Regions from separate parts of the Homo sapiens genome. Here region 2 is linked to region 1. A link is a contact called in ENCODE Hi-C or POLR2A ChIA-PET data. All regions are on one chromosome and are shown on one strand. Each heading gives the region's core, a stretch centred on a gene start or an enhancer-like site at or near the end of the contact. The rest is flanking DNA. Distances are from core to core; before and after follow the strand shown.

Region 1 (4,908 bases), core at 1,788-4,287:
CATATCTGGGGTTTCCCTCTTGGTCAGGGCCCCGATTGGCCAGAGCAGAGTCGAAGGAAATGCTGAAGGTGAACTGGAGATTCAGATTCCCAGTGGGAAAAGAGGAAAAGAGGAGGGCTAACCTGCAAAAATGAGAGTGAGGGTTGCTGTCAATATCTGAAGGGCCCTTTCTGCAAGAGGAGGTGAACATGGAGACACATTTCAGTTAAGCATATGGTAGAACTTCCTAAAAGTCAGTGCCATGCAGAGGTGGAATGGATGGTGTGTTCTCCGTCACTGGAGTCTGCAAACTCTGGAGGGCTGCTCTTTGAAGAGTAAAGTATTGGACAGGTCATTGAGTCTGATCCCATTTAAAGTCTCTTTAAACTCTAGGTTTTATGAATTTTATCTTTTCTCATTGATCCAGTGCCATGAGTATGTGACACTTTGTTCTTTAGCAAATGTTCTTTAGTTTCCACTGTGTGTTAGGCCCCGGGCTGAGAGTTTAATCCCTCATGGGCCCCAGGGAGCTCTTTGTCCAGTGGAGAAGAATCACAAGCCGACACCCTGGAATACCAGGTGCTGTGTGCTGGGACAGGTAAGAGGCAGCAGCACAGTGGGGTCAGAAAGAACGTGGGCTCTGGAGTCAGACTGCCTGGATCAAATCCTTGTCCTGCCACTTACCAGCTATGTGACCTCAGGCAACTTCTTTACCCTCTCTGTGCCTTGGTTTCCCCATCTGTAAAATGGGGACAATGATAGTTCGTATTTCATAGGGTTGGCAAAGGATTCAGCAAACTAATATTTATAAAACACCCAGAACAGTACCTGGCACATAGTAATCACTACGTATGTGTTTGTTAAACAAATGAATTAGAGATCATTTATGGAAGAGTAGTATGAGAGACTAGAGTACAGGAACCCAATCCAGCTTGGAGTTGGGGAAGACCCCCTAAAAGAGGTGGCATCTGAGTTCATCCTTTAAAGAAAGCAGGAGTGGTCAAGGAGGCAGCTGAGTACAGGTGCTCCTGGCCAAATGTGCAAAGGCAGAGTGAGAGAGAGCAGGCCCAGGTGAGTCACCTGTAGGTAGTTGTGAAGTTGGAACAAAGTCTGGGACCTACCTCCTATCACTACACTATTCCTGAGGCTGTGAGGAGCCACTGAAGCGAGGAAGACACCATCAGATTTGTGTCTTGGAAAGACTACAGTCCAGCACAGTGTTTTCCAAAGCACCTTCATCAGAATAACCTGGGAAGCTTGTCAAAATGCATGTTCCAAAACCAAAAAAAAAAAAAAAGCACATTTTGTGCCCTTCCTTACAGAATCAGAATCTTGGTGGTAGTGGAACCCAGAAATCTGCATCTTTAACAAACTCCCTGGGTGAGTCTAATGCACACAAAATCTAAGAACTGCCAATCCAGAGGCTTGTGAAAGGGTGATGCTGGGAGGCACCTCAGAGGCTGTTTTGCTCATCTAGTAGCAAGCTGAGGGTGGCCCCAATGAAGGTATTGACCCTGAAAGGAAGAAGCAAAGCCAAGAGACGTCATGGTGGTTCTGTGGAACTCTAGCTAATTGGGTGGTGTCGTGGGGCTAGGATGATGGTATCGGGGGGACTCTACCATGGCACCCAGGAGTCTGGCTCGGGGAGTTCAGTAGACACTTCATTCATGCATGCATTCATTCACGTAAATGACTCATCTCCATCTGGGATAAGTCTGCCATAGGTGGAAGTAAATTCTCAGAACACAGACTGGGAAGTCAACCATGCAGGGCTGGTGGCTCCCTGGGTCTGAAGAAAGAGGCCACGGGAAAGTGCTCAGAGCAGGAAGGGAAGTGGGACAGGGCCTAAGCAGCAGGACAATCTGGGGCAGAGCAGGAAGGAGACCAGGCTGGGAGGAGTCACTGAAGGGCATGGACATCATTGGAGGTAGCCAGCGGGCCCAGTGGATGCAGTGTCCTGCCTAAGAGTGGACCTGAGGGTCTGAGGCCTATGAGAGACCCTGTCAGAAGCCACCATCTGGGGACTTTGTATTCCCTGCTGGTGAAGCCCTGGTTTCCGGAGGACCAGGGCTCCTTGGAGCAGTGGAAGCTGCTCCAGACCAACAGCCTGTGAACTTGTTTTGTTTGGCCCAACCCCTGTTTTTAGATTTTTTAATTTATTTACCAAAGTTTTAAAACTAGGCAATTTCATGTAAACTTCCAGCTCCTCTTTGAAAAACCAGACTCTGCAGCAACCTGAGGCCCACGGAGCATTACGGGGACCGCTGGCAGGAGCCGGGCAGCTGAGTCGGGGCTGCCACCCTGGGTGGGGAGAGTGCTGTCTTGGTCGCCACAGCGCCCACCTGCCTAGTCCCTGTCAGCTTCTGAATTTGTGCCCTGCGGTGCAGATGGAAGAGAGAGCCAAAAGAAAATCTGGGCAGATAGAGGACAAGGGGCCACGAAGGAGACAGAACAGCAGCAGCCAGGGGGTGGACTGTGGACAGGAGTGGTCTAGAAGCCAAGGGGGCAACCTGCTTAGAAGTTCTCAGGTGGGGAGCTGAGGAGGCCCCACTTAGCCAGCTCTGTGTGTGTGAGAGAGGGAGAGACAGAGGGAGAGAGGGAGAGAGAGAGATGGGGGGAGAGAGGGAGAGATGAGGGGGAGAGAGGGAGAGACGGCGGGGGGAGAGAGGGAAAGAGTGTGCATGTGTTTTCGATAGTTTCCCTGGGAACTCTTCTACCTGCAGAGCTATCGTGTTTCCTGTGGCCCTGATCCCCTATATCCCCTCCCTTTTTCTGTGCTGCTTTCAGTCTGATATCCGCTAAGAAAGAAAATAACAATGCTTGATAGAACAGTGTGTACATTAACATAGAACTGCCTCTGAGTAGGCAAGCAAGGAGCCCTGACAGGTGCCAGGGTGCTGTGACACCTTCCTCGGTGGTTCAGACCCTTGTGTCCTCAGTCCTGCTCACTCTTGTAGATGGCCATTAGCATTTGTGGTTTCGACTCTTTGCAGGGACCCCTGAGATCTGTAGTATATGGTGATAGTGATTCTGCCGAGGCACACGTCTTGATGAAAGTAGCAGGAAGTGAGCTGCTCAGCTGCTGAGGGAGCCACGTCCTGCCACACAGCCAGGGGAGGTGGTCGTCCTCTGTTCTTTGTCCTGTGTACGTTCAGTGGAGAAAAGTACAGAGTGGTATGTTTGAATGTGGGGATGCGTGAAGATCTCAGTATGCTTCATGGAAAAGATTTGGGGATGCAAGCCCTTAGAATGCACAGGGTCTAACGTACTGCGTCCTCTATTCTAAAAGCCCCAATGCGCTTCCTCCTGAGCTTTTATTTTGTTCAGCTGGAGACAAAAAGTATGAGAAATTGAAAGTGAAGGTTTACATTGTTAACCTAAGAGTTCTGTCATATCGCCATCTCTTCATTGTGACCAAAGTTTTAAATTCTGTATTTTTTGTTAATTTTGGTCCTTTTCTTAAAGATTTTACTTTCTGTTTGATTTCTGGGAGTTTTAATTTGCTTTTCCTCAGAATGCTTTATGTCCAGTTGCCACATAGAGTTAAATATCTGCAGGTGAAAAAAAAAAAAACACCATAGATGAGTGACAAAATTAAATCTGACAAATAAGCTGTTGTCACAATTTCTTAAGCTCATGTTGTAGATGCATTGGAGTGGGAAGGTGAGAGTGTCATGTAGCAGGTTCTTCTGCAAGCTGAGAATGGACACATTTATGTCTGTGGGTCATTCCTAGTTTTCTTTCAGGGTGGAGCTAGATAATGACCTCCCTCCCTCCCTCTCTGTCTCCCTCCCTCCCTCTGTCCCTCTCTGTCTCTCTCCCTCTCTCCCTCTCTCCCACCTTCCCTTTCTCTCTTCTTCCCTTTTTTCTTCTTAGTTCCTTATCTTAAAGAAGTTCTCATCAATAATTAGATGAGGGGATAGAGATATCTGTTTAAAGATGTTTACTGCAGCATCATTTGTAATAGGAAACAAAGGAGAAGGCAACCAACGTGTACAACAGTAAATACCCCATTACCTCATGATCACATAGACCTGTCTCTATTGACTTGGAAGGTTGTGCATAATATATTAAATTTTAAAATGGTACCTTTATATGCGGGTGGGTGGGGGAGAGAGAGAGAGAGAGAGAGAGAGAGAGAGAGAGAGAGTGTGTGTGTGTGTGTGTGTGTGTGTGTGTGTGTGTCTTGAGTCAGCAAGAGCAAATACTATCACGGCTAGTTAGTAAAAATAGAAAGCATTAGTAGAAGTATTCAGTGAATTCAGGAAAGTGCCTGGAGATCTCTAAGATCCACTGAAGAGATGAACAGAATAGAAAGCCACAGGATTTATGTGGCTGTACCCACTGCAGGGAGAGCGCGAGGCCAGCTGGAGTCTGGCAGGCAGAGTGTGCGCCTGCTGAGCCAAGCCACGCAGTGCAGACCCCGCTCACTCCCTGTTGTCTTGGCAACAGGGCTTTGGCCCCATGCTGATGACATTAAAAGGAGGAAGCCCACCTTGAAATGAAGTGAGTGCTGATCAGAGGCAGAGCCCTGTTATGTACCAGCAGCCCCACCTCACAAGAGAGAAGGAAGAGGCTGATCTAAAAGAGGAGACAAGGGCAGAATCTGAATCCTGTACACGAGGGTGAAGTAGGGCGGGCACCTGGGAGGGAGCTCTGGGACTGCCTCACCATCCTGCCCTCACTACCATCCTGCCCTCCTGCCAGTGCGGCTGTCACACACACTACAGATGTTACCCTGTGCCTCAGAGCCGTAGCTCAGGGGTGGGCTCAGGTGGGAAAGAATGGGGAGGTGGCTGGGATGCATGGCCCCTCTCTAGGATTTATCTGGCTGGAGCTTCAGCATCACATCTTGCCTCTCTTTGCCTTTCTCTTTTCCCTGTGTCATCCGAGGGGCTGGACTCCACTGGCCAGGGGTCTGCCCGTCCA
Region 2 (4,908 bases), core at 944-3,443, 45 kb after region 1:
AGATGGATGGGAGAAGAGGCTGCCCCTTCCTCACACTCCAACTCCTATGGGGATTGAGACCCTATTCTTCTCCCCCTCTTGAGCCACTTGAAGACTGCAGAAAGGGTGTTATGGTCAGAATATTGGTGATCTCCCCAAATTCATATATTGGAACCTAATACCCAATGTGATAGTATTAAGAGATGGGACCTTTGGGGAAGTGATTAATTCATGAAGGCTCTGCCTCAGGAATGGGCTTAGTGGCCTTATAAAAGGAGTTGGAATTGAAGGGAGCTAACTTGGCCCTTTGGCCCTTCCACCATGTGAGGACACAGCTACAAGGCACCATCTTTTTTTTTTTTTTTGAGACAGTCTCGCTCTGTCGCCCAGGCTGGAGTGCAGTGGCTTGATCTCGGCTCACTATAAGCTCTGCCTCCCGGGTTCATGCCATTCTTCTGCCTCAGCCTCCCAAGTAGCTGGGACCACAGGCACCTGCCACCATGCCCGGCCAATTTTTTTTTTTATTTTTAGTAGAGACAGGGTTTCACCGTGCTAGCCAGGATGGTCTCGATCTCCTGACCTCGTGATCCGTCTGCCTTGGCCTCCCAAAGTGCTGGGATTACAGGCGTGAGCCACCGCGCCCAGCCCCAAGCATCATCTTTGAAGCAGAGAGTAAGCCTTCACCAGTCCAGTCCTTGATCTTGGACTTCCTTGCCTCCAAAACTGTAAACAATATATTTCTGTTACTTATAAATTACCTAGTCTAAGGTATTTTGTTAGAGCAGCCTGAATGAGCTAAGACAGAGGGCAATCAGGAAACTGATGTTCTGATCTTCTGGTGAGGTTCTTAACCAGGGCCCGACATATGGGTTTCAATTTTGCTTTCAAAACAGTGTGGATGTAAAGATGTGTGTTTATCCAGGAAGAGGGTTCACAACTTTCTTTGGATTCTCAACAGAATTCAGCACACACGAAATATTATGTTCAGAGCTACTGCTCTGGGAATAAGAACCTCAGCAAACACATTTCAGATAAGCAAAGCCCTTGTCTGAATTCAAGCCCATTTCTATCTCCCTCCCATCAAGCCAGAGTGGCAGAAGATGACTAGGAAGAGTCAGAGGACCTTAGAGGAGGTGGATGTAGCCAAGAGAAAGGATAAAGGCTGAGCTGTTTGAAGTTTCCAGAGAGGACTGAGGAAGTCAACCTGGGTCCTTCTTGTGTGGAGGTCACACTTCGCCCAAGATAGCAGAGGCCGTTTAAACTGAGATGGATATATTTACCCTTTGTTTGATGCCAGGAGTATGTGATCATGAATTGTTATGTGGCTGTGTGTACTACATACCGGTGTGTTCACAAGGGTAGGTATAACTGAGCTGTGTGCATAAGTGAACGAGTGGCCTTTGGGTTTAGTGTGAGCATCTGAATGGTTTGGTGAAGGGATGTGCACGTGCATCTTTAACCATTTACCCATCAAGCCTCTCATTAAGTTAAGACAGGTTACGGAAAAGAATTCCACTAGGTGAGAGTATCTGCAGACAGGCCTACAGCCCACACCAGAAAACTGGGAATCCTCAACTCGCCCCACTCCCTGATCCCTCATCATCCACTGAATCCATGCTGCCACTCCCACCATCAGCCCCCATCAACTCTCCCTGGGCTGCTGCTCAGCCTTCAATGGCCTCCCCCAAAACCCTTCTGAATGAACTGCAGCAATAGTGATGACGGTAAAATGACTTTTGGGTCACAGCGCGTCTCCCCTGAAGCGAACAACGGCTTTCCATTGTCGGAGGATACTGCCCATCTCCTCAGTCTGACTCGAGGGCTCTTTCAAGGTCGACTCTGGGGTAGTGAGGTCCCCGGCTTTGGGCGCGTCTCCCCTCAGTCGGCTCGTATCCCACACCCCTTCCCCCTTGGATGCCTCGTTCTCTGGGGCCCTTTGGCGCTGCCCCTGCGTCCCCATCATGGAAACTACCACCTGCTGCCTAACTGCCAGACGCAAAAGTGCCCAAGCCTGTCTCTCACGTTCCACCCCATAAACCTTCCCCACCCGACCAGAAGCCAGAGAGACCACAGGTCGAAGCAGGACCACGCAAGGACGCGCACGCCTCTTTCCCACGCCGCAGAGCGATAGAACCCGCAACAGGAAAACGGAAAGGCCGTGCGCCGGAAGAACAGGTAGGGACTACGACTCCCAGAAGCCTCTTGACAAGGACTACATTTCCCAGAAAGCTCCGCGCGGTTCCCACCCCGGAACTGCCTCTGCTTTCGAAAGCGGAAGGCGGGCCAACCGGGCAGGGAACAGGGTTTCTGAAGGGATAGACCGGTGGGCGGTGTCGCCGGGTGTCTACCTCCAGGGGTCGTTCGTGAGCCAGAGAAACCCGGACTTAGGAAGGAAGGGGCCTGGCCACAGCCCTTCCGCTGTTGGCTGTGCATTGCCCTTATTCCCAGCTCATTCTCTGTCGTTGAGTCGAGCAAGGAGGGTCAGACAGAACCAGGTCCACCACGTTTGTGTCTTTCCGCCAGGTGAGACTTTTACTGATGCTATTCCAGTCATAAAAGCCAGGAGCTACATGGAGTTCCCAAGGAGGCAATTCCCCTAACACTACCCGCTCACTCGCTCACTCCGTAGTCAGAGCCATAGGCACACAGGCTTCAGCCACTACACCAAGTCAGTATTGCAAAGCATACAAAATAGTCTACTTAGTCAACATGTTAAATGTTGTAGATTAAATATTCCACATCAAGCAGGGTAACATTTAACATCAAGAGCAAAGGAGATAGATAGGAAAAGGGGTTAACAAACTAGTCCCAGGAGAGACAAGGTGTCCTGGCCTCAATGTCTTGCAAGGAAGAGTCTTTGATGTGGGCAAAGCCTTAGGCAGCAGATGCCGGGTGTTTATCATGGGCGACAGCAAGATAGGGTCTGTTAAGACGGCCATTTAGAGCTAGAGAAGTCCTGCTCTTTTTATGGCCACGGGGGTCTTCTGGTGACGACTGATAGTGAAGGAGTGTGCCTGTTTATGCCCGTATTTGGTTGGATACACTCTTTTTTGGTTAGGCGAACATCGGGACTCTGTTGGCATGATGCCTTTTGAAACGTAAAGTGGAGTCTTTTGCTAAGATGGAGTTACTTATGTCAAGGGTGTTCTATACACTCCCTCTGCCTGCTCTGGCTTTGCCTGTGGCCAGTACTTGCTCTCTGCCCACCTCTTGGTGTCTCTAGGGGGTAGAGGCTGGTGGCTAGATGGTCTGTCCCTCGCCCTTATCTCCAGTCCTGCATTGCTTATCTGCCGCTTGGAGGCGGTGACCATCTTGACTCTAAGAGCCAAACCCACAGAGCCCTACATGTGAGTTCCACAGCTCTTCTACTTCTGGCTGTGGCTGTCGGAGGAGGGGCTTCAGGCGGTGGAGACAGGCGTGGACAGTAGCTGGGGGGTGGCGGGGAGATCTGTGGCTCCTGATCTGCCACCTCTGTTCCCAAGAAGATAATTTTCCTGTGGCCTGGGCTCATCCAGCTTATCTTCTCAAATGCCTGAGTTCTGTAGGTGGCCGGCCTTCTTCCTCACTTCCTCCACTCCCAGCCTTATCCCTCAGACCCTAGCAATGGGCCCCATGGCATATTTTCACCTTTCCCCTTTAGAGCCACTTAGAGGACCTGTCGAGAAATAGACGTAACTGGATGAACTAAAACAAGGATGAGGCAGAAACAACTTTCCATAAGACATGTCCACCAGTGTGCCATGTCAGTTTACCGTAACCATGGCTACACCCGGGAGTTCCCGCCTCTTTCCATGGCAATGACCCGATGACGCAGAAGTTACTCCCCTTTTCCTAGAAAATTCTGCATAAACCAACACTTAATCTGCATGCAATTAAAAATAGGTATAAATATGACCATAGAACTGCCCTGAGCAGCTACTCTCTGCCTATGGGGTAGTCCTGCTCTGCAGGATCAGTCATGGAGCTGTAACACTGCCACTTCAATCAAGCTGTTTTCGGCTACCCTGCCACCAGCTAGCCCTTGAATTCTTTACTGGGCAAAGCCAAGGAAAAAGCCACATTTTGTGGCTCTCCTGTCCTGCATCACAACCGCTCCTAGGGAGCTACAACCACTGGTAACTGAGTGTCTTCTGACAGACAGTTTCATGAAGTACAGGCTTCCCAGAGGTGCCTGTCCCTTCTCCCATGTTGCTCCATGTTACCACATTTCCTACCTGGGTAGACCTTTGGAGATCCCTGAGATCCTTTTAGGGAATCTGCAAGGTCAAAACTGTTTTCACAATAATACTAAGTTTTATTTGCATTTTTCACTGTAGTGACATTTACGTTTAAAATCATAGGTAAAACTGCTGGAACCTTGGTGTGATTCAAGGCAGTGGCACCAAACTATATTGGCAGTTACTGTATTTTTCACCAGTATACTTGTAGGGGAAGGGGATGGGAAAGCCAGTTCCACTTAATGTCCTTAATGAAGCTGTAAAGAGTATTCATTTTACTCCATTTTGAGCCTTGATTACATGACGTTTAAATATTTTGTGTGACAAATGGGAAGTGCGCATAAAGCAAGTCTGCTGCACACCAAGGTATTATGTCCTGAGGAAAAGCAGTTCTGTGCTTGAGTTCGTAGCTGAACTAGACCTTTTTTTCTGGAAAACACCTCTTTTATTTTCATTGTATTTTTGCAAACTTTTATTTATTTATTTATTTTACTTTAAGTTCCAGGATACATGTACAGAATGTGCAGGTTTGTTACATAGGTATACATGTGCCATGGTGGTTTGCTGCACCTATCAACCTGTCATCTAGGTTTTAAGCCCCGCATACATTAGGTATTTGTCCTAATGCTCTCCCTCCCCTTGTCCCCACCGCCGACAGGCTCCAGTGTGTGTTGTTCCCTTCCTTGTGTCCATGTGTTTTCATCGTTCAACT

Evidence for each region. A loop is a pair of places that touch in the nucleus more often than their neighbours do. ChIA-PET counts read pairs that join two places held with the same protein, here RNA polymerase II (POLR2A). Pooled maps may share reads with other maps.
Region 2: a pooled map shows a loop between it and region 1 (3-fold over the local background). The contact joins two enhancer-like sites. A Hi-C loop is called at or near these places in 2 of 168 maps with a recorded cell type or tissue (CD8-positive, alpha-beta T cell and naive thymus-derived CD4-positive, alpha-beta T cell) and 7 of 50 pooled maps. POLR2A ChIA-PET finds 5 or more read pairs at or near these places in 15 of 52 experiments (A673, CD4-positive, alpha-beta T cell, CD4-positive, alpha-beta memory T cell and 10 more).

The regions. Positions count from the first base shown.
Region 1 is chr3:141,264,079-141,268,986 of GRCh38, forward strand. All of the region lies in intron 2 of PXYLP1 (2-phosphoxylose phosphatase 1), which reads left to right. Among named protein-coding and RNA genes, the nearest start is that of PXYLP1, 35 kb to the left of the region's middle. Within about 2 kb of position 3,038, at least 5 of the 41 ENCODE cell types and tissues checked have a DNase peak (open chromatin) inside an H3K27ac peak, as active enhancers do; they include CD4-positive, alpha-beta T cell and CD8-positive, alpha-beta T cell, where a contact is called at or near this core.
Region 2 is chr3:141,309,603-141,314,510 of GRCh38, forward strand. It overlaps LOC124909441 (a long non-coding RNA gene), which reads left to right. Exons shown (of 4, transcript XR_007096119.1): 3 at 2,035-2,154. Among named protein-coding and RNA genes, the nearest start is that of ZBTB38, 56 kb to the right of the region's middle. RefSeq lists an enhancer at 2,038-2,227. Within about 2 kb of position 2,194, at least 29 of the 41 ENCODE cell types and tissues checked have a DNase peak (open chromatin) inside an H3K27ac peak, as active enhancers do; they include CD4-positive, alpha-beta T cell and CD8-positive, alpha-beta T cell, where a contact is called at or near this core.